Regions from separate parts of the Homo sapiens genome. Here regions 1 and 2 are each linked to region 3. A link is a loop called in an ENCODE intact Hi-C map of the cell type or tissue named here. Cell type or tissue: heart right ventricle. All regions are shown on one strand. Links, peaks and the distances in the headings refer to the core of each region. The heading gives the core; the rest is flanking DNA.

What was found. Hi-C counts contacts between places; a loop is a spot of excess contacts. Peaks named below come from ENCODE experiments on the same cell type or tissue, not always from the same donor. Only the 100,000 strongest peaks of a DNase experiment are listed, where the experiment ranks them.
Region 1: a loop joins it to region 3, with 12 times the contacts of the local background. A loop is called at or near these places in 96 of 110 quality-filtered maps.
Region 2: it touches region 3 in a loop (2.8-fold over the local background); 31 of 110 quality-filtered maps call a loop at or near these places.

The regions. Positions count from the first base shown.
Region 1 is chr5:68,284,147-68,289,146 of GRCh38, reverse strand. All of the region lies in intron 7 of PIK3R1 (phosphoinositide-3-kinase regulatory subunit 1), which reads right to left. Among named protein-coding and RNA genes, the nearest start is that of PIK3R1, 71 kb to the right of the region's middle. RefSeq lists a silencer at 595-694. In heart right ventricle, for the core only: a CTCF peak has its summit at 2,649 (motif pointing left); DNase peaks (open chromatin) are centred at 163 and 846; H3K4me3 peaks cover 1,585 bases; H3K27ac peaks cover 4,861 bases.
Region 2 is chr5:68,958,975-68,967,662 of GRCh38, reverse strand. It overlaps LOC107984116 (a long non-coding RNA gene), which reads left to right. Exons shown (of 3, transcript XR_001742709.2): 2 at 5,500-5,794; 3 at 7,037-7,123. Among named protein-coding and RNA genes, the nearest start is that of LINC02198, 67 kb to the left of the region's middle. In heart right ventricle, for the core only: a CTCF peak has its summit at 4,595 (motif pointing right); a DNase peak (open chromatin) is centred at 4,602; H3K27ac peaks cover 915 bases.
Region 3 is chr5:68,455,916-68,464,603 of GRCh38, reverse strand. All of the region lies in intron 3 of LOC105379013 (a long non-coding RNA gene), which reads left to right. Among named protein-coding and RNA genes, the nearest start is that of PIK3R1, 240 kb to the right of the region's middle. In heart right ventricle, for the core only: CTCF peaks have their summits at 4,032 and 4,241 (motif pointing right); no DNase peak of the experiment used is centred there; H3K27ac peaks cover 517 bases.

The DNA of each region.
Region 1 (5,000 bases), core at 1-5,000, 170 kb after region 3:
GTGGCGGGTGTAACAGCCCAGAGTGCCAGTCCATGCATTTGGGAACCGTCGGTGCAAACCAGTCTGGCTGTTGGATCTTCTGTGGCAAACTAACTCAGGGAGAAGGCAGGGAGACAGGTGATTTTCCCATGGTCTCTCCAAGCCCTGGCCTGGCACCAACTTCCAACCAAGCACGTTGTAATTAGTACCTTCTTACTGAAATTCCAACCTAAACCCTATCTTTCCCAGCCACTGTCCCCCTCGAGGACAGGGGGAGTGTCTCCCCTAATCTCCCATCTGTCCTCCCCAGGCAGCGCTTACAGGGGCGCACGCACACACACGTACTCCAAGACAAACTACAGAAAGGCACCGCTCAGATAAGGAACAGAGAAGTGCACAAATTCAAGGCAACTTACTTTGCAGGTTATGCATTTCAACGGTTTCCCTTTGAAATGCCTGTATCCGACAATGAAAAAAAAAAAATCCCCAAAGCTGTTCTTCCACCAAGTGGGCCAAGCCCCCGCACCTCCCCCCAGCCTGTTCCCGGCAGGCAGTGCTCGTGTCCGGCGCCGAGAGTGCGCGCAGGAGCGGGGGCGCCGCCAGGACCCTCCGGGCGTGCACAGTGGCCCAGCTCCGCTTGGCTCGGCTCGGCTCGTCCCTCCGCCCCACGCCCCGCCCGGCAGTGCGTCCGGGCCACCGCCGCTCACTGCCGGCTCCTCATTGAGAAGCCAACTGGATTTCGCTACTGTATCGGGGAGGAAAGGAGCCCAGGCGCTCGCACGTCTCCCTTAGATAAAGATCGCAGCTTCATGATTAACTTGGGCAGGTTCAAATATTTGCTGAGCTAGGGATTTCGGGAGGGGGAGGGGAGCCCAAGTCAAAGTTGTCATCGGCTGACAAGTGGCCAATGCAAGACCAACTTGCTCATTTTCGCCTGGGAAATGAGAAGGCCATTGTGAGGGGACCTAAAATAGTCTCACTGGCTGCTGAGCGCGCTGGCTGGCTCGCGGGGCTCAAGTAGCCGACAGTGAAGCGAGGCACTATGCACAGCCAAACACAGGAAGTGGCTGAGCTAGTTCAGCAAAAAATAGAATCAAAGCCTCACTTGTAAAGGCCTGAACCTCTTGGAACAACCCAGAACACAGCGCCTCGCTCGTGTCCACCTCTTGCACCTCCTCCCACACACCAGCACAGACAGCCCTGCAGGTGTAACAGGAAAGCCCTTGTGAGCAACTCGGGCAGGGAGGAGATTACAAAAATGTTCAATAGTAAGTAGTAGGAGGGCATCCTCGGACGAATATTAAACCCCACACCATATGCATACTATACTCCATGATCATGTGACGATTCAGAATAAAACAACACTGCGGCTATTTTTATGAGGTCGATTGCAACTCGCATTTAAATGGCCATATGACCTGCTAATTAAAAGGTGTCTCTGCATTAGGTTTATGTGCCAGCTAATGGGGTAAAGGATAGAAGGGCAGAGAAGGGCATACCTTTCTAAGCGGATGTTTGCCCTTTATTTGAGAAAGTGGCAATGGACCAGACTTGGGATTACTGACTACTATTTAATTAAAATTTGATCTAAGAAAATTTTCAGTTGCATGAGCATAGATAGCTTTAAGGTTATCCAGGGAAATCACCAAACTTTACACCAGAAAGTAATTTAGAGTTCACTTCAATCAATTCCTGCATGCCATAGAGGGGAAAACGAAATCTGACCCAGGGAGGTGAAGTGGTTTACAGAAGATTATAGCCCTAAGACTAGAACCCAATCTTCTGATGGTTTCAAATGCCCTTCTCTACCCATTGTCCCTGCTCCTCACTTCCCTTTGCTAGAGAACGTAAAAAAAAATGGACAAAACTGAAGTTAATCTTTTAAGCCACATGCAAAAAATTTCACACCCCTAACAAAACTCTGGTTTTTTCTGTTTTCTATTTTTAGCTTGCTTAAATTAAAACAAAACATTTCATTCCCTTTGAAGACATAGGTTCTTTCAATAATACCCTCATACTCTGCATGGGAAAGTGATCCAGTGGTCACATAAAGTCCACACAGGCCAACAGCAGCAACTAGCTTCAGGGTTACTTGAAATATCTGGAAAGTGCTGTTAAACCCACAATGAAAGTGATTTTACAAACTTTCCTTTAGTGCAACTGATATAATATTGAAAAACTTTCCCAATGGAAATAACAGTCTATAAGTGAATCTGCCATCTGATCATAGGGACATATGGTTAGTTCAGAGAATACCCTTGCATCCTGAGCTGCATAATCTTGCCCTACTTTTAAAAATAGCCTTTCTAAAGCTAGAAACATTGGAAACATCAGTCTCCTAAGCATACCTGTCTGGATTCACATGATGTTTCATGTCAAAACCTTCTAAGATTAAAATGCTCTGTTAAGTCCACCAGTATATTTTCTGTTTCAGAAGAAAATAAGCCACTGGAAAGCAGTACTCTCTCAACGTATAGAAAGTCTTGAAATAGATTGGAAAAACTTTGCCTTAAACAAATTTCTCACAATATGTACAATCATCTACCAAAGAGGTCCTATTATATTAGGAAAGTGTGAGCTGAATCTTTTTCCCGTTGAATTTTAGTGTTTAAAAAGTGATCTGCAAGACACATGTTCTTTATTAGCTTAAAAAAGGGAGCCCTCTGCTGGTAGAACTGAATCAGTAATTCCTGCTTTGGGAGAAAACCATCAACTTTCTGTATATTTCGTATGTCCAAATTTGACACCAACTAATGTACATAATTGTATTACTGTCACTTGATCTATATGACTCACTAATTAGTAAATCAAAAGTACAGTTTTCACGAAGCTGCTAGTGTTGTAGGAAAACTTTTATTTTAATGTCAGCATTTCTCTGGGACCTCAAAGGCCTAGACACACTGGAAAACTAACTTTACCTTCTGGATTCTTTAAAACAATATGTATCATTCTCCCTTTCCTCAAAGTTTCGTAAAACTCATTTCAGAGGCAAATACAGCCCATTGTTTCACTTCTCAGCAGATATAGTTAGGAAAATGTCTCTTGATCCTTAAACTGTTCAAAAGTTACAAACTGAATACTATATTTCATATGTACAAGTCACCATCAAGTGGCAAATGTTGCACAAGCAGCTTTCAACCTAGAAAACTTCTTCTTTTTCTGGACATCATTTATGAACAAAGACCATGAAAAAAAGAATAGACAACAAAAATTAACCAAAATCTTCATCTAAGGGTAAAATGAATACCTCTCTTCATAATTTTAACTTAAGACAACTTAGAACAGAGGGCCTTTTAGGGTAATTCAAATTATTTGCTCCATATCCACTGGTCTTAACTGACATTATGCTAAGGAAAACATCCATTTAAGTATATAAATAAGCCCAGGTTTACGTATGTATAAACTCTGACACATTCTACCAGGTTTCTGATAAAGGCATCCCCACTGCTTAGCAGAATAAAGTAGTCCCCCCTGCAATTCTCCCTCAGATCTTTGTCCCTTGAGACAAAGAGACATCTGCACTGTGAAAACAAAAGTAAAACTGACTATATACCCCTCCTAAACACATACATACCAAAATACCTGTGTCTCTCAGGACACAAATAAAACTATTGTTTGACAAAACCTAGTGTGGCTTGCCCGTTTAGTTCTACGCATCTACAAACATGTAATTTTTCAAAGTTTCATTTTTCACCTTTGAAGCAACCCTCTAATGTCAGACCACATTTTAAACCAATAAAAATTAAATCAGAGACAAGTAAAACTCTTTGAATGTCATTTCCCTCTACCTTAGTGCTTGCCTTTAGTCTGGGTTGAGAACCAAGCCCAGAGCATTTAAAACAAGATTTATGAATCAGGCTCTTCAGGATGAATGTTTTGCAATGTGCCAGTGGTTAAAAATTAACTTTGACAGGTGTAGAAGGGCAAGGGGTAGAAAGAGTCATTTATTTTCCACTCTGGGCTTGAGGGTGCAATATTAGACTTCAATTATATTACATTAATATTTCTGAATATATCCATGAAATCTGAAATATGTAAATACACTTATAATGGGTTTCATTCAAAGGCACCCTGTGTTAAATAGACTTATTTTTACCTTGGTTTGCCTACAGAAATCTACTTTACCTGCCTAAGCATTAATTGGGTAAAGATAACACAATGATTCAAGAAAAAAATATTGAAAGCCAAACGACAAGTTAAGACTTTTTAGTAACAAAATAGAACAGCAAACTATCAACAAAGTCTAGAGAGCTTACTCTGTGCCCTACCTTTTCCAAATCTTAGCTTCCCTCTGTAAATGAGGAGAATCCTTATTTCCCAGGATTGCTGGATGTATTAGATGTGTTGATGTATTACTATTCTTTGAAAGTTGGAAGTTTATCAAAGAAAAATTTAGATAATTATTATGCTGTACCTAGTTCTCTGCTAGGAAGAGCTCAAAAGGAGAAAAAGCCTTTACCCCTACCCTTTAGAAATGTAATTAAGCAGATGAATAGGAAAAACTATAGACAGTTAAACATAAGGTGACAGGAAGCTTAAAGGCATAAACATACTGAATGGGTCGACTTAACTTGCATATAAAACGGGAAGGACCTACTTGAGTGCAGATAAAGTGGATGGCACTGCTTGGGGCAGCGACGTATGGTTGCATATTTTGTGCACTGTGCAAAGGCACCTAGGCAAGATGGAGGAGTGGTGATGAAATCTAGGCTGCTCCATTCACCAAGCCACATATTCATACAAAGGCACCTTTCTCCCTCCAAGCAATGTACCCACATCAGGGTGGCAACTTCCCAAGTGTCCCTTTTAGCCCCTACAGGCTCCTAGAGGCCGTAGCTCTGCTGGCTGGGAACATGGCGTCAGTAAGGAAAAAGGCCTGACAGGATTCACACAACTAATGAGGAATGGGTGGACTGAAGGAATCAGACCTGCTGAATGAGGACAGCTCCCATAAGGCCTCAAAAGCTAGAGTTGATGCGATAGATAGCAGAGAAATTATCAGTTCATTAAATCTCATACCA
Region 2 (8,688 bases), core at 2,096-7,095, 500 kb before region 3:
AAAATGGGAACAATAACATCAATGTTACAGAGGGACATTAAATGAGATGATGAACTTTTAATGGACTTAAGAGTACTTTTTAATGTTAATAATCATTATAAATGGAACAATTCCAGATGAATACCTGGCATTCTGGCATTTTGATATTCTTTTTTTTAAAAAATTAGAGACAGGGCGGGGCATGGTGGCTCACGCTTGTAATCCCAGCACTTTGGGAGGCCGGGCGGGCGGATCACCTGAGGTCAGGAGTTTGAAACCAGCCTGACAAATATGGAGAAACCCTGTCTCTACTAAAAAATTATACAAAATTAGCCAGGCATGGTGGCACATGCCTGTAATCCCAGCTACTCGGGAGGCTGAGGCTGGAGAATTGCTTGAACCCGGGAGGCGGAGGTTGCGGTGAGCCGAGATTGTGCCATTGCACTCCAGCCTGGGCAACAAGAGTGAAACTCTATCTCAAAAAAAAAAAAAAAAAAATTAGAGAAATTAGAGACAGGGTCTTGCTGTGTTGCTCAGGCTGGTGTCAAACTCCTGGGCCCAAGCCATCTCAAGCCATCTGCCTGCCTTGGCCTCCCAAAGTGCTGAGATTATAGGTGTGAGCCACTATGCCTGGCCTTGATATCCTTTTACAGCCACTATATAATAAAATAATGTACAACACAGACATAGACATAGACATAGACATAGATTTTCGGCCTTCAGAATTTGAAACAGCAGAGCAACAGGGAGTTTGGGGCCGCAGTAAAATGTTCAAGAATTGTTATGTTGTAAAGCCAACCCCTCCCCAAAAATGAAAAGTGCATGTGTCAAATGCTATATCTCATTCTCCCTTTTAAATGGTTTTGCATCTAGCATATTTGCAGGTCAGTGCTCCAGGGACACTAAATGGCTTGTTGGCAGAACAAAATGTTGGTCTCACAGTGTTTGTGCGTCCTCCAGCACCGGGAGGAGATGCGCTGCAGCTTGTCCTAAGATAGATGGAAGGTTGTAACTCTTTCTTGTCAAAAATGAAATTGCATGAAATTCTTCATTCACTATGCAAGCAGAGAAGCTGAAAGTATAAGTAGAATGGAAAAACAATCTTTCCCTCTTAAGGTCCTGAGGAAGAGAAAGTCTTTGTTGTCAGGAGAAATAAAGCTGGAATTGGGTAGCATGGAGCACTAATGATAGTAACCAGTGTTATTAGTTCTTTGTGCAAATGTGTGTGGAGCACGTTTAGGAGGTAGAAGTGGGTTGTGTGGAACAGAAATACGGACGCCCACATTTTAGTCAGGAGAGGCTGATGCATGGAGAGGAGATCCTGAGATTGGCAAAGGGAGAGTGGGCCTGAGAGAGGCCCAGGAATCCTTGGACTGGAGTGTACCAGGACCAACGCTCTGGGGCTGTGTGGGGCGGGAGAGAGGAGAGGGTAGGCTGGAGCCAGAGAAGGTGTGAGGGTGTGTTTGAGTTGGCAAGTGGGTGTGGGAGTGGGTATGAGTGTATGTGGGAATGTGTCAGTGTGTGAGAGGATGTGTAAGTGTGAGTGGGTGTGTGTGTGAGCGGATGTGTGTGTGTGAGAGGGCATGTGTGTGTGTGTGAGAGGATGTGTGTGTGTGAGAGGATGTGTGTGAATGTGTGAGAGGTGTGTGAGTGTTTGAGAGGATGTGTGTGTGTTTGAGAGGATGCATGAGTGTGTGAGAGGATGTGTGTGTGAGAAGATGTGTGTGTATGTGAGAGGATGTGTGTGTGAGTGTGTGAGAAGACGTGTGTGTGTGAGGATGTGTCTGTGAAAGGATGTGTGTGTGTGAGAGGAGGTATGTGTATGTGTGTGAGAGGATGTGTGTGTATGAGGATGTGTGTGTGTGAGAGGATGTATGACTGTGAGTGTGTGAGAGGATTGTGTGTGTGAATGTGTGAGAGGATGTGTGTGTGAAAGGATGTGTGTGTGAGAGGATGTATGTGTGTGAGGATGTATGAGTGTGAGTGAGGATGTGTGTGAGAGTGTTAGAAGATGTATGAATGTGTGTGAGAGGATATATGTGTGTGAGAAGATGTGTGTGTGTGAGAGGATGTGTGTGAGTGTGTGAGAGGATGTGTGTGAGAGGATGTGTGTGTCACTGTGTGAATGTATGTGTGTGTGAGAGGATGTGAGTGTGTGTGAGGATGTGTGTGTGAGGATGTGTGAGAGGATGTGTCAGTGTGTGAGAGGGTGTGTGAGAGAAGGAATGTATATGTGTGTGAGAGGATGTGTGTGTGAGAGGATATGTGTGTGTAAGGATGTGTGTGAGAGATGTGTGTGAGTGTGTGAGAGGATGTATGAGTGTGTATGTGAGGATGTATGTGTGTGTGAGGATGTGTGAGTGTGTGAGAAGACGTGTGTGTGTGAGAGGATGTGTCTGTGAAAGGATGTGTGTGTGTGAGAGGAGGTATGTGTGTGTGAGAGGATGTGTGTGTATGAGGATGTGTGTGTGTGAGAGGATGTATGACTGTGAGTGTGAGAGGATTGTGTGTGTGAATGTGTGAGAGGATGTGTGTGTGAAAGGATGTGTGTGAGTGTGAGAGGATGTATGTGTGTATGTGAGGATGTATGTGTGTGTGAGGATGTGTGTGAGAGGATGTGTGTGAAAAGATGTGTGTGAGTGTGTGAGAAGATGTGTGTGAGGATGTGTGTGTGTGTGGGAGGAGGTATGTGTATGTGTCAGAGAATGTGTGTGTGTGAGGAGGTATGTGTATGTGTGTGAGAGGATGTGTGTATGTGTGTGAGAGGATGTGTGTGCGTGTGTGAGAGGATGTGTATGTGGACGATGTGTGTGTGAGAGGATGTATGAGAGTGAGTGCGTGAGAGGATGTATGTGTGTGACTGTGTGAGGATGTGTGTGAGTGTGTGAGATGATGTGTGTGTAAGAGGATGAGTGTGTGTGAGAGAGGATGTGTGTGTGAGAGGATGTGAGTGTGAATGTGTGTGAGAGGATGTGAGTGTGAATTTGTGTGAGATATATGAGTGTGACTGCGTGAGAGGATGTGTGTGTGAGTTTAGGATGTGTGAGTATGTGTGAATGTGAGAATGTATGCATGTTTGAATTGTGAGAATCTATGAGTGTATGTTTGTGAATAATGGTGTACGTTTGTCTAATCAAAGGAAATCTCATGTTTGAGACCACTAGTAAAGGATTTCTCCAAACTTCAGGATTCCTGGAATTTTAGCCAACAATATTCTCTGATATCAGCTTTACTGTGTTGGAGACACTTTCTCTGGAGCAGCTGCATAGAACGGTGTTGGTGCAGAAATCTGGAGTCAGCCTGCTGAGAGGCCTTCTCTGTGTGAACCTGGGCCAATAACCTCTCTGTCCCTTAGTTTCCTTGTCTCTGGAATGTGGATGACAGGAATAGTTCCTACCTTATAGGGTAGTTGTGAGGGTTAAATAAATGAGTTAATGCACCTAAGGCGTTTAGCATGTTGCCTGGCACATAGTAAGTGCTAAATAAATGTTAATTGTTATCAAAGTGTTGGGTAAAAGGAAACTTCATGCCCATTCTGGCTGTCATTTAAAAACGACTTAATGTTTGATTAAAATAGTCACATCAAAGGTCGAAATATATAACAAAGTGGAACGTTTCTTCTCACCTGTGTCCTCCATTCCTGCAGTTCTCACACCCCTATAAACATGTAACCACTGGAATTAATTCTTTGGGCAAACTTTTAGAAATACTTCATGCTGTAATCCCAGCACTTTGGGAGGCCGAGGCGGGCGGATCACAAGGTCAGTAGATCGAGACCATCCTGGCTAACACGGTGAAACCCCGTCTCTACTAAAAATACAAAAAAAAATTTAGCCGGGTGTGGTGGCAGGTGCCTGTAGTCCCAGCTACTTGGGAGGCTGAGGCAGGAGAATGGCGTGAACCCGGGAGGTGGAGCTTGCAGAGAGCCAAGATGGCCCCACTGCACTTCAGCCCAGGTGACAGAGCAAGACTCTGTTAAAAAAAAAAAAAAGTAAGAAATACTTCATGCATGTAGAAGCAAACACAAACATATCTCCTCCTTCTTACACAAATGACAGTGTATTATGCATATTGTTTCTATGCTTTTCCTTCACAAACATAACGATGTGGCGATCTTTCTATATTCTTACCGAATGAACTTCCTCACTATTTTTTTTAAAGCTGCATAGTATTCCGTTGTTTGGATCCACCATAACTCACCTACTCATTTTCTTTTGACGGACATTTAGGTTGTTTACAACGTCTTCCAAACTGTCTGACACGATGTTTTTACAGCCCAAATACTGGGCAGAGCCGTCTGCATGAAACATTTCGAGGAGATTATCCATGAACTATGGAAGAGCCGAAAAAAGTTCTTGTATCCTCTCTTTTTCCCCGCTTTTTGCTGTAGTAAACTGTAATCAGTCCAGCCAAGAGGGTTTTATGGGATTTGGGCTTTGTACCATCAACATTCATTAAATAATACTGGAATTTGTTCCTGCCACGGATGAAAACTTAGCCAGTTGGTAATAACTTACACATTTGCTGCCTGAAAAGGAGCAAACAGCCGGTAAGGGTGACTTAACGTGGACAGTCCGGTCACCCTTCCCCAGCACGGTGTCCATTCACCAGCAGAGGGCTCTCTCCTTTTGGGAAAAATACAAATGTCTCCGGGAAAGGTTTTAAACTTCACAGCCGGGCACCGAGTGTGGTGTTTCTCTTCTCTGCAGTGGATTGGTGTGTCGCTCCCTTGAATATTTAGGGATTAGCTGAATACTGAATTTGTCTGTGTTTTGAGTGTGTTTATGTGTGGGGTGTTGTGGAGAGGAAGAGAGTCCAGCATTCCCCAGAGGTCTGAGGAGAAAGCCTGTGACTTGATCCAGAACCAGGGATTATAGTTTTTCCCTTCTTCAGTGTATGAGGCATCCTGGCCTTGTCCTGTGTTTCAAGATTAGAAACCACACACATATATCCCAGTTTTCTGGGATATGCTTGTGAGATGATCGGGCCGTAAACCCTGTTTATATGACCCCTGGTGACTGCTCTTTCAGGTTAGTGTTCCCAAAAAGTCAGGTGAAAATCTGTCTCATTACTTTCAAGGGGAAGAGGAAAAGCACTGACCACCCCCCTACCCCAACACTTTTTTTTTTAAGGACAGAGTCTCACTCTGTCACCCAGGCTGGAGTGCAGGGGCGCCATCTCAGCTTACTGCAACCTCTACCTCAAACAATCCTCCCACCCCAGCCTCCTGAGAAGCTGGGACTACAGGCACATGCCACTATGCCTGGCTATTTTTGTATTTTCTGCAGAGGCGGGATTTCAGTATGTTGCCCAGGTTAGTCTTGAACTCCTGGGCTCAAGCGATCCACCTGCCTCAGCCTCCCAGAGTGTTGAGATTACAGCTGTGAGGCACCATGCCCAGCCGGCAGTGCTGACATTAATTTAGCATTTCCTGAGGTAGTCTAGTGAGGTTAGGCCACTGAGTCCTACTTCTCTCCATTCTCATTGGGTTGATATTCCTGCCCTTTCCATCCCAAACAGTGCAGTTCAGGAAACCAGGCTGAAGAATGTGAAATACATCGCCCAAAGTCAGACACGGAGGAACAACTGCTTCGGAGCTAGCAATTTCCTGAGCTGGAATTGCACCACTGGCCTGTAGAATCCAAACTGTTTTCTACCAGAACAACTCCTTCCCTGCAGGAAGCAGGGTGTGCACAGCTGAACCCTGGTCTGAGAAGGTTGAAGTCACTGACTCAGCCCCAGCAAGGAAGTTGCCCTTCGACTTCTGACCTCTGGCCCTGTTTGAAAACCAACTCAAATCGTTTTTCTTTTTCAGGTAAAGACAAAATGATGCCATGAATTTCTATTTTCTTTTATTCAGGGCACACCTAGGCTAATATTGAACAAACTTCAAGGAAATGGAAGACACAAGGGTTTTGAGAAACTGAATGTAGAGCCTGCCTCTTGGAAAATGGTCCATTCCCAGACCTGAGTCATTAGGGCAGGTGCACAGAGCACCTGCACACTGGGCGATTGCCCAGAGGTTCTCCAGCTAGAGGGAGTGGAAGACCCCAAACTGGTAGTGTCACCCAGACCAAAGCTGGCCTCTCGGTCTTAATTTTTTTTTATGTTTTATTTTTTGAGATGGGGTCTCACTCTCTCTCCCAGGCTGGAGTGCACTGGCCCGATCACGGCTCACTGCAGACTTGACTTCCCCAGGTCAAGTGATCATTGCACCTCAGCCTCCTGAGTAGCTGGGACTACAGCACACAGCACTACACCCAGCCAATTTTTTTGTATTTTTTGTAGAGGCAGTATTTCACCATGTTACCCAAGCAGGTCTTGAACTCCTGGGCTCAAGCAATCCACTTGCCTCAGCATCTCAAAGTGTTAGGATTACAGGCGTGAGCCACCATGCCCGGCCCCTGTCTTATTTTGATTAGAGAAAGAAGCAGCACAGAGCGAAGAGGAAGGGTGAGGCAGGCTCGTCAAATGAGCCCTACAGGTGCTTTTCAACGCCGTTCCTTGTAATTTTGCACAGACAGGGAGGAGACTACTGGGAACTCACTAGGTATTATATAACTAACTTAGATAACTCTTCATCTTGTAAAACTCAGAAACACCTGTTACACTGCTTTTAAAGTCAGTTGTACTAGGTTACCTCACAGGATTTTGAGAAATGGTTTTCTCTTGATTACTTCTTTTCCACTCACAATGTTACACACCTGTCAAGCATGTGGCAACAATGTTTGTTCAAATCTCTCTGGAGTTAGAATAAAATTATGTGCAAGTTTCTACTGAAAAAGAATTATTCAAGAAATGAATGTTTAAAAAAGCAGTTGTGATTGATCCATTTCCAAAGTATTCACACTGATGCTGATATGATTTGAATTTGTATCCCCGCCCAAATCTCACGTTGAATTGGAGGAGGGGCTTGGTGGGAGGTGGTTGGATTATGGGGGTAGATTTCTCCCTTGCTGTTCTTGTAATAGTGAGTGAGTTATCAAGAGATCTGAGGGTTTAAAAGTGTGTGGAACTTCCCCTTTTCTCTCTCTTTCTCTCCTGTGACCATGTGAAGAAGCTGCTTGCCTCCGCTTCACCTTCCACCATGATTGTAAGTTTCCTGAGGCCTCCCAGTCATGCTTGCCGTTAAAACTGTGGAACTGTGAGTCAATTAAACCCCTTTTCTTCATAAATTACCCAAGCTCAGGTAGTTCTTTATAGCAGTGTGAGAATGGACTAATACAGATGCTTAGTTTATGGGTTCTCAAACTTAAGCGTGTGTCTTGAAACACAGATTGCTGGGTTCCATCTCCAGGGTTTCTGATTTTTAAAGTCTGAGGTGGGCCCTAAATTTTGCAGTTTGAACAACTTTGCTGGGGGATGATGATGTTGCTGTTTCAGGGACCACACCTGGGAGTTACTACCTCACTTACTGCAAGATTGTTAAACTCAAGATAGTAGAAGTATTGTTGTTTGTCCCTACACTGCCTTTCCCTTAGCTGGTAGGAAAAGTTCGTAATTAAGACGGCAGGCTCTGAATGCAGACAGAATTGTGTTTGAATGCTTCCTCCAACACTTCAACTACTGTGATCTTGGCTACATTTATTTAAATTCTCAGAACATCAGTTTTCAGGCCTAAAGAAAAGAAATAGTAGCATCTAGTTCATAGGGTTGTGTGTCATGAGACCAAATATATAATTGGCTTAGCGTCTATTGTATACTATATTGACATCTAGTATATATACAATAAGTGGTAGTTATTTCTAAGAGTTCTTGCATATCTTTGAAGCAGCTTATTAGGTTTATTAAAAAATAGACCAAAATTAAAAGAATTAAATGTAAGGCATGGTTACTTTAATTTTTTTATTTTTTTATATTTAATTTTTAAATTTTTTTCTTTTCTTTTTTTTAAATTATACTTTATGTTCTAGGGTACATGTGCACAACATGCAGGTTTGTTACATATGTATACATGCTCCATGTTGGTGTGCTGCACCCATTAACTCGTCATTTACATTAGGTATATCTCCTAATGCTATCCCTCCCCCCTCCCCCCACCCCACGACAAGCCCCGGTGTGTGATATTCCCCTTCCTGTGTCCAAGTGTTCTCATTGTTCAATTCCCACCTATGAGTGAGAACAAGGGCATGGTTACTTTTAAATAACTGGGGAGGTAGTATTATTTTTAAAATATTATTTTAAAAAACCCACTGATGAAGTACAGCTCTGGCATGACCAATCATTACTATTACTCAGGTCAAAAGAAAGCCCAGAGCCTCTGAACACATCAATACTGAGGAGATGGGGGAACATTTTAGAAAAAAAGATTACGTAGAGGCAGGGGTTGGTAGTTGTTTTTTTTTTTTTAGACAGAGTTTCACTCTTGTTGCCCAGGCTGGAGTGCAATGCATGATCTTGGCTCACCACGACCTCCGCCTCCTGGGTTCAAGCGATTCTCCCGCCTCAGCCTCCCGAGTAGCTGGGATTACAGGCATGTGCCACCACACCCAGCTAATTTTTTTGTATTTTTTAGTAGAGACGGGGGTTTCTCCATGTTGGTCAGGCTAGCCTCGAACTCCCGACCTCAGGTGATCTGCCTGCCTTGGCCTCCCAAAGTGCTGGGATTACAGGTGTGAGTCACCGGGCCTGTTGAGTTGGTAGCTTTTAAATAATGAAACTCAAAACCTTCCCAGCTGTAGGAACAGGCAAGGCTGTTTTAAGTTTTAA
Region 3 (8,688 bases), core at 1,991-6,990:
TCTCAGGTTGAGCGCTCAGGCTGCTGGGCACTGCTGCGGGAAATCACCAACCGATCTGATGAGGCCAATTCCTCCCCTGCTGGGCCACAGGCACTGCTCTGAAATCCTACTCTACCTCTGGTTTGTTTTTCTACACTCTGTTTCAAATCTCTCTGTTCTCTTCAAACCTTGGATTTCTTGCTCGCTTTAAGGAGACAATGTAACTTCCTACTTCACAGAAATAATAGAAACCATTACATGGAAACAACTTCAATTTCTGGCCATGAGATCTATACAAACTTTCCTGCTTTTGTGTTCATCCTTTTGCTTCCAGGTACAGTGGAGGACATGGTCCCTCTCAATTCCAACATCTCTCCATCCACCCATGCCGTGGATCCCATCTTCTGTCTTTTAGCTTGTGTTTCCAACTTTCCTCTCAATAAGTTCAAGTGTCTCTTTTAAAACATAAAACAAAAACCCCTCCTAGACCCCCTTTGCCTACTCTTGCCATTCTTTTGTCAATCTCCATTTCTTCATAGTAAATTTCTAATCTTTACCATATTTTCAACTCTGATTCACCCTTCCACCACCTACCAAACCTGGCTTCCTTCCCCAATGCTCTAAGGACACCTGTTCCACTGACTAAGGTCACCAACAATCTCAGTGCTGCTACATTTGAGGAACACTTCTGCATCTGATTTTCTCTCTCAGAGGCATGGCATATAGTTAATCATTCCATACTCACTGTCATGACAGAGGCTTGACTTTGATGGCACCATTCCCGCTAGGTTTCTTTCTAACTAGCTGATAGGACCTTCTTTTATTCTGGGCTCCGCAGCCTCTTCCTCTACCCAGACATTAAATTTCCTTTTCTCATCTGACTCGCTCCTCAGATGATCCTGTCCATATCCTGTGCAGTGATAACTCCAGGAACTTGAACTACTGCCAAGAATTTTCTACTGATACTCATGGATCAGACTCATGGATCCATCTGCCCACTTGATATCCCCATGTGATAATAGGCCTCAAAAAGAACATGTGCAAACCTGAACTTGTGATCTTTCCCCTCAACACTCTACCCTTCCTTCAATGAATAAACCCTACCCCCATCCCTCCGCCATCCACTCAGTTTTGCCTGTAAAAATCCTCAGAGTTACCTGGACTCCTTATTAGTACTGTCATTCTTGCCTACTTAGCACTCATTCACCTTTGTACTGGGAATAGCTCTTCAAATTTCCTTTCCTGCTCACAATGTCTTTACTCCAGGTGAGATTAATCCTACCTGTTAGCTCCATGGGTAAACATGTTACCCAGGACTAGCCAATAAGGCTCAATTCTAGGAAGTTTCCTGAAACTATTGAGAAGTTGCCTTCTTCTGGAGTTGCTAACCTCTGAGGATGTGAACCTAGAGCTGCCAGCAGCTATTTTGCCACCACAAGGAGAGCTTTCCAGAGAGTGAAGCCATTACACCAGATAAAGAATTCAAAAGAGAGCTACTCTAGAAGACATCATCTGAACTCCTGGATCCAGCCATATATGAAGTATCTGATCTACCCCAAGGACTTCTCCTTCACTTGAATCAATAAATTTTCATTTAGGCTTAAGCCAGTTTGAATGGGATTGCAATCACCCCTACAGAAACAATGCTGACAGATATATCATCCTTAGCTCCTCTCCTTCCTTTACCTCTCCCTAACCTCTCCTCATCCAATCAGTCCTCAAGTCTTTTTGGTTCCACTTGCTGATTCACTAAATATCTCTGAAATCACTCCTCTTCAATCCATTCCAGCCATTACTTTAGGCCAAGCTATCATCTCTCAGTGGCGCAACCACAGTGGCCTTCTAACTGGTAATTCGTGCCCAGTCCTATCTCTTTCATGTACTCTGATATGGTTTGGCTGTGTCCCTGTCCAAATCTCATCTTGAATTCCCATGTGTTGTGGGAGGGACCTGGTGGGAGGTAACCGAATCATGAGGGCAGGTCTTTCTCGTGCTGTTCTCGTGATAGTGAATAAGTCTTATGAGATCTGATGGTTTTAAAAAGAGGGGTTCCACTGAACAAGCTCTCTCTCTTTGCCTGCTCCATCCATGTAAGCCATGACTTGCTCCTCCTTGCCTTCCACCATGATTGTGAGGCTTCTCCACCCACATGGAACTGTGAGTTGAATTAAACCTCTTTCTTTTGGAAATTACCCAGTCTCTGTTATGTCTTTATCAGCAGTGTGAAAACGAACTAATACATACTCTTTACACAATAGTCAGCCTGATCTTAGTAAAATATAAATCTCAGAGCTCTTCATTGCTCCCCCTTGCCCACATAATTAAGCCCAAAGTTGTTCACATGGCCTATAAGCTCTGAATGAGCTGCTGCATGCCTTCCTTTCCAGCTTTATCTCATTCCATTTTTCCCCTAATCCCCTTTATCCCAGCCATGCTAGAAACTACTCCTAAACCTCAGCACCTTGGCAAATGCTGGTTTCACTGCCTGAAACAGTCTTCTCCTTCCTCTCTTCTTAACCAGTTCTAATCTCAATGCCATTTCTCTGGAAAAGGCTGCTGTAATATACCAGACAAGGCCCCTTTATTTCCTGAGCCACCTCTCACACCTGGACACCTTATACTCTATCCTTTGCCTTTTCAGCATTTGTCTTTGTCATCACCTAATTAAGCATTTAATGTTAATGATTAACTGAAGGTCAGATTCCCTCCCTAGACTATAAGCTCCATGAGGACAGGGACCATGGCTGTTTGGTTCACCACTATAGCTTATCATAGGGCCTGACACAAGTTTTGACTGATTATCCTTTGTTCTGGGCTGGAGGGACAGGCAGAGGGGAAACTTAAAGAAAAATAGAGATGTTTTCCAGGCTTTTGAGCAGGTTTACAGATTTCATTTTAGACGAAAATCTTTACATTTCAGCAGTTGACCATCTGTCATACCATTAAGGCAGTATCTCTTGCAGGTGAAGATACAGCAAAAAGTTGGGCAATTTTAAAAAAAAAATCTGGTTTATGTAAAGAACAAAATCTGAAAGAGAAAAAAACAAAAGAAAGCTTCCCTGTTTTTTTCAACAAGGAGTTTCATGAAAAAAATAATAAAAGGAGGGAAGAAACCATGCTAGATTAAAGAGCTTTAAGGGACATAATACTAGATGCAATGCAGGGCCCTAGGTTTGAGTTCGGTTTGGACAAACCAACTGGAAAGGACATTTTTGGGGACGAGCAGGAGGAATTTGAATACAGACTGGGTTTTAGATAAGATGAAAATTTATTGGCAAGGAAAGATGGAGATCATTAACTAAAAAAAGCAGGTTACAAACAGCATGTACAACATGATCTCATTTTGGTAAAAATATGTATATGTATATTTATACACGCATAGAAAAAGCTTTAAGGATATACACACAGGTGTTAACAGTGGTAATCTATGGGTGGTAGGAATATGGTGCTATCGTTTTCTTATTTTTCTTTATCTGAATTTATAACTTTCGACAAGGCACAAATGCTGCTTTTGTAATAATAAAAATTAAAACATGAATTCATTTTAGAAAATTTTAAAGCAGGCTTAAGCAGACCCAGATTTTCACTGAAAGCTGTCCAGGACATTTTTTCTACGTCCTCCACCTTAGAAATGAATAATGTGTCCCAACTTCTGAGTAGGTCTCCGCATGAAGGATTAAAAATTTTTGCAGTCCTTGAACTAAAAGTGAATCAATCAGATATTGAGCATGCATACATTTTCCACTAGCAATGTCAGTAAAGGACCTTCACATCAGTAGCAGGAAAGGTTGCAAGAAAGTAACCCTCACAGGAGGTGCTCACATCATTACCAGGCAACTTCTACACAGCCATTTCCCACTCTAGTGGAAAAATCCACAGTTCATCAACTGTTAAGGATAGTAAGTACATAGAAAATTTAGAAAATGCGGAGTTCCAATGTTATCTGAGAAGTGAAGGAAAGAGAGTTTTGAAGAAAACCATAAAAGACTAGAAAGGTCACCACTGGACACTATTAAGCTGAATATCAGGGATTTGTAACCAAGCCCCAGCCTTATCCCAAAGGAACTGGAAAAGTTCCCAGCCATGGTGGTCCTTATATTCTTTATCTGTAAAATTAGGTCTAGATGAAGTCTAACATTTTTATTTGCTTCACAGCATGGTTCATTACATAACAAAATATTATGTTGCACACTAAGTCACAACATTAAATATAATAAGAGAATTTTGCAAATATCCTCTTCCTGGATTCTTACACGGTGGAGGAAGTTGCCTGTAGAGGGCACTAGTCAGTTAATAACATCTGAATCAGTTTGACTTAAAAGCAAGAAAGGACCTTAGGGGTCACATAGTGGATCCCTCTCTTACAGAGAAGAAACTGAGCCCTAGTGAGATTAGGCGACTTGCTCAGAATCACACAGTTGGCATTTTCACAGAGCTGAGATGGAAAAAAGAACTCTGGTTCATGTTAAAAAACAAAAACCAAACCCAAAAACCTTACAAAGGCCTAGAAATTGAATTGCATTTAGTTGTTCTTTTAATGAATCACCCACCGTGAAAAATAATAAAAAGATTACCACCACCATAAAAAAGGAGACCATCCTAGGAAGCCTACTCTTCAGGACACTAGGAGACAATTAATTCCAGTGTCACTCCCAGCCACAGGGTTATTCAGTGAAATTCCCTTGGCCCATAACCATTTTGTTGATAACCTTTGCTGTCTAAACATCCCTTTGCCAAATTTACACGGCACTCAGATTGCACTGGGGGACAGGATGGTATATAAGAGAGGGGACGGACTTGTTTTTCTTCCTCTCAGCCCCATCAACAGCAGTTAAGTGTCAACCAATGGATTGGATCTACTTCATTCACTGGTTAAAATTAGGCAAACAACTGGACTGGCAATGAGGCTCCCTGAGGCTGGTGTCTGGTTATTTCAGTCACCTTACAATCAGATTAGATCTATCCACCTTGCAAGATTGCCCCTTCCTTGCCAACATACTAGAAACCAGTTTATCTGTTCAAATACTGCATATGGACCCAGACTCTGTAAAACCATGACTAGGATGTTTGATGTGTTATCTTAGGGTTTTTCTGTTTGTTGCTGTTTTGAGAAATAGACATGTAGGTGGTAACATGCTGCAGTAGAACCATCGACTTTGGAGCCCACTAGACAAGGCTTAAATTCTGCCTCCACTTGTGTGTCAGCTGGGTCTCCTCACTGTATTGCTTGACTCTGAGTATCAGATTTCTCATCACGGTATTTACCTTACAGACTGAGGATTAAAGGAGAAAGTTCATATGAAGTGCCTAGATCAGCACCTGGCACTGTACAAATGAGTCTCCCACTTGAAGAATATGGCTGGCTTTCAGAATTAGGAGAGAGTAAGCAGTAGAATTCCACCATGTAATGAATTCAAGGTCATGGCTATTGAAGGAAGGTATTGTCTTTAAAACGTCCCATGAAAAATAGCTTAGATAAACATTCTAGTAGATAAGCTTCAGAAAAGTAATTTTTAACCTACTCCAAACTAATGCCATGGTGTTCTCATTGTTCCTCTACTTTTATAAACAGTGGCATTACTAAATTACAGCCTAAATTCCCCCATGCATTTTAGTGGTGATCCAAGAGCATGCTCAGTTAAAAACATGGGTGGAAGGATTTAGGAGAGTTAGCCACCTCTCCCTACACAATATTTCTAGGGTGCAGAGACAACACTTCTGCTTCCTTTTAAACCCAGTATTTGCTTAGTTTTCAGAAAGAATGAGGCAGTCCCCAAAGGCATGTTGGTCTAAGCATAGAAGCACCATAGTGATGGCATGTTTTCCTAGTTTTACACAGTTGATTTATACCCACTGAGTGCATAGTATGTCTAGGGCACTGGTCATGTATTATTTCATTCAAACTCTACCACAACTTGATGAAGGAGTCACTATTATCAACTTCCATATATTGATGGAGAGGCTGAGGTTTGGAGAAAGTATGTTGCTCACCCAGGTCATGCAGGTGTCAGTGTGGTGAAGCCAGGATGGAGCCCAGCAGCAACATCCGAGCCCCTCCTTCTTCCTGCTGCCTCTTTAGTCTCTTTTTTTTTTTTTTTGTATTTTATTGGCTTTTCTGAATGTGGTAATAACGGGCAAAAGGGCAGGGGCAAAAAATCAAGGAACTTAAGGAATTCACTGAGATCTAAAACGTATTTATATCCACACAGTCTACGTTAACATGATTTTACTATTCCAGGATCTTCATCAGCATAACTTTACTGTTCCAGAAAACTCTTCCTCAAGAAGATAACAGTTACAAATAACTGTATTGTTCATTCCAGGAATTTCCCCAAAGACACATCAACTCGTCAATAGAAAGCATTCAAGGAAAATTTTAAAATTTGAGCATTTCCGAGTCTTTGCCCTCAAAATCTTCATCTTGTGTTTGCCCATTCTAAGTGATTAGATTATGGTCCTCACTAGACCCCAGCCAGGGCTCCCTGGCTCTCACACTAAAAGATACACATTGGAAAAAATCCAGACTTCACAATCTCAAAAATACTCCCAACTTTGCTCCATCCCCTACCTGCACCCCGAGACTCTAGTGAGATTTTTTGTAAATAGTGTTCTCCATTAACTTTAAGCCATCAGTTCTCAACTGGGGATGATTTTGCCTCCCAGGGGATATTTGGCCATGTCTGGCAACATTTCTGGTTGTCATGACTGGGGCTGCTCCTGGCATCTAGAGGGTAGAAGTCAGGAATGCTGCTAAACATCCTATAATGCACAGGACAGCCTCCTCCCCTAATAAAGACTGTCCAGAATCAACAGATTATTTTAATAATATTTTGGAGAGCCACTAATTAGCAATATCTCAGTTAGTGCTACGAAGAAGCTTCCCAAACTCTGAACCCTTCTGGTTATGTTTTTACTCTCTTGATTGCCAGTGTTCTTGCAGGTTCATGAGCCCCAAATCCATGAAGCCCGTCCTTAAGAAATTTCATTCCCAGAGGCTAGACTGCAGACATTTACCTACTCTTCTTATGATGGGGGTTTCCATCTCCTAAGATAGGATCACTTGGTGGCTCGGTTATTTTTTTTAAGACAGGGTCTTGCTCTGTTGCCCAGGCTGGAATGCAGTGGCGCAATCACGGCTCACTGCAGCCTTGGCCTCCCGGGTGTCAGGCGATTCTCCTACCTCAGCCTCCCGAGTAGCTGGGATTGCAGATGTGAGCCACCGCACCTGGCCAAGTTATCTTTAATTTCTACATTGTGTATTGTGTATCAGCTGTTTGAAATGATGAACCTGAGTCCACAATTTTTTTAGAAGATGCTGTTAACTATCTTAATAATGGCAGCATTCCTGAGGTTGTGAAAATGACTTTACTGAACAGGAAGCATGTTTTCCTTATAGACAAATAGCACGAATTCATATTACTTATAAAAGATACTGCCTCTTGAAATTAGCACTTTGAATTTCACCTTTTCGTCTAGATATTTCCACTGGTAACAAAATTTCCCTGGAAGTCAGTGTTTGGAGTTATAAGATCAATTTGTGACCCAAAAATATAAACGGTCTACCTTTTATCCTGTTTGTGATGAGTGAAAGGCAAAAGTAAACAGAAAAAAGAAACCTGATATGACTTCACTCTTGAAATATTGTGCAATGATTTTCTGAAGGTAAGTAGCAGGCTTTGTATCTTGAGAACCTAACGAAGTTAAACAGCAGTCCTCACTCTGGGCACAGAAGTCACAGCTTACAGTACTGGAATGAGGCCCAGGATGATGTCATCCTGGGCAGAGACCTTATCCGTAACCCCACAGTGCATTTGTATTAGGCAGTGATGTCTCTGTCACCAGGAACTTCACTGAGCCTTCCTGAAGCTCTCAAGCATGTCATAGAAATATTGTCCATCTCAAAATTTGCCCTAGAAAGGAACCAGGAAGTTTTCCTTTTTGAAAGTTCTTGAGATGATATATGTCTTGAGTCTTGTGGGGATTCATTCAAATCCCTGGAGCTGGCATAAAGATTTTTGAAGTGAGAACATTTGAGCTAAAGAAGATACAGAAAAAAGTGTTATCTCGACTGCACTTACCTGACTAAAGCAGGGCCTCCCGAAAATACTGCTGCCATTAACCCCCATCTGAGGGGGTTTCCTGGAATTTCGCTGCCAGGGAGACAGAGTGTCCATTGCTATTAGCATCAAAAACCTCAACAGAACCTTCCATACCTTCTTATTGAAGCCCTAACCCCTCTACCCTTTGTTAAATTTTGTATATGAACCCTTTAATCTCAGGCTATTGAGTGAGTTATTATCTCTGAGAACTCCTGTGTATGTGTAAATCGCCTATCTTTTCTCCTGTTAATCTGTCTATTGTCAGTTAACTCATGGGCCTTCAACCACTGGAACTAAATTGGATGAGGAAAAGTTTTCTCCCAATAATTTTGGTGATGAGGATGGGATGGCTGGGACTCTCTGCTCCTCCAGAAAGTGCAGCTAAGATGTCAGGATCTCTGACTATGCTGACAAAGATAAATTTCTTAGCAGCCAGGTTCCCAGATTTCTGCTCAGAATCCCGTCAAGTGAGGATGGTAAGACCATCTTTCTGTCTTTTCTTCCCAAGATTTAGATTTCCGGGAGAAAACACTCAGAACTTATACTTACTGTATTGTGACTTGGTTTGAATACTTTTTAAAATAGATCTTTTCCTTCCCAGGGATAGCTC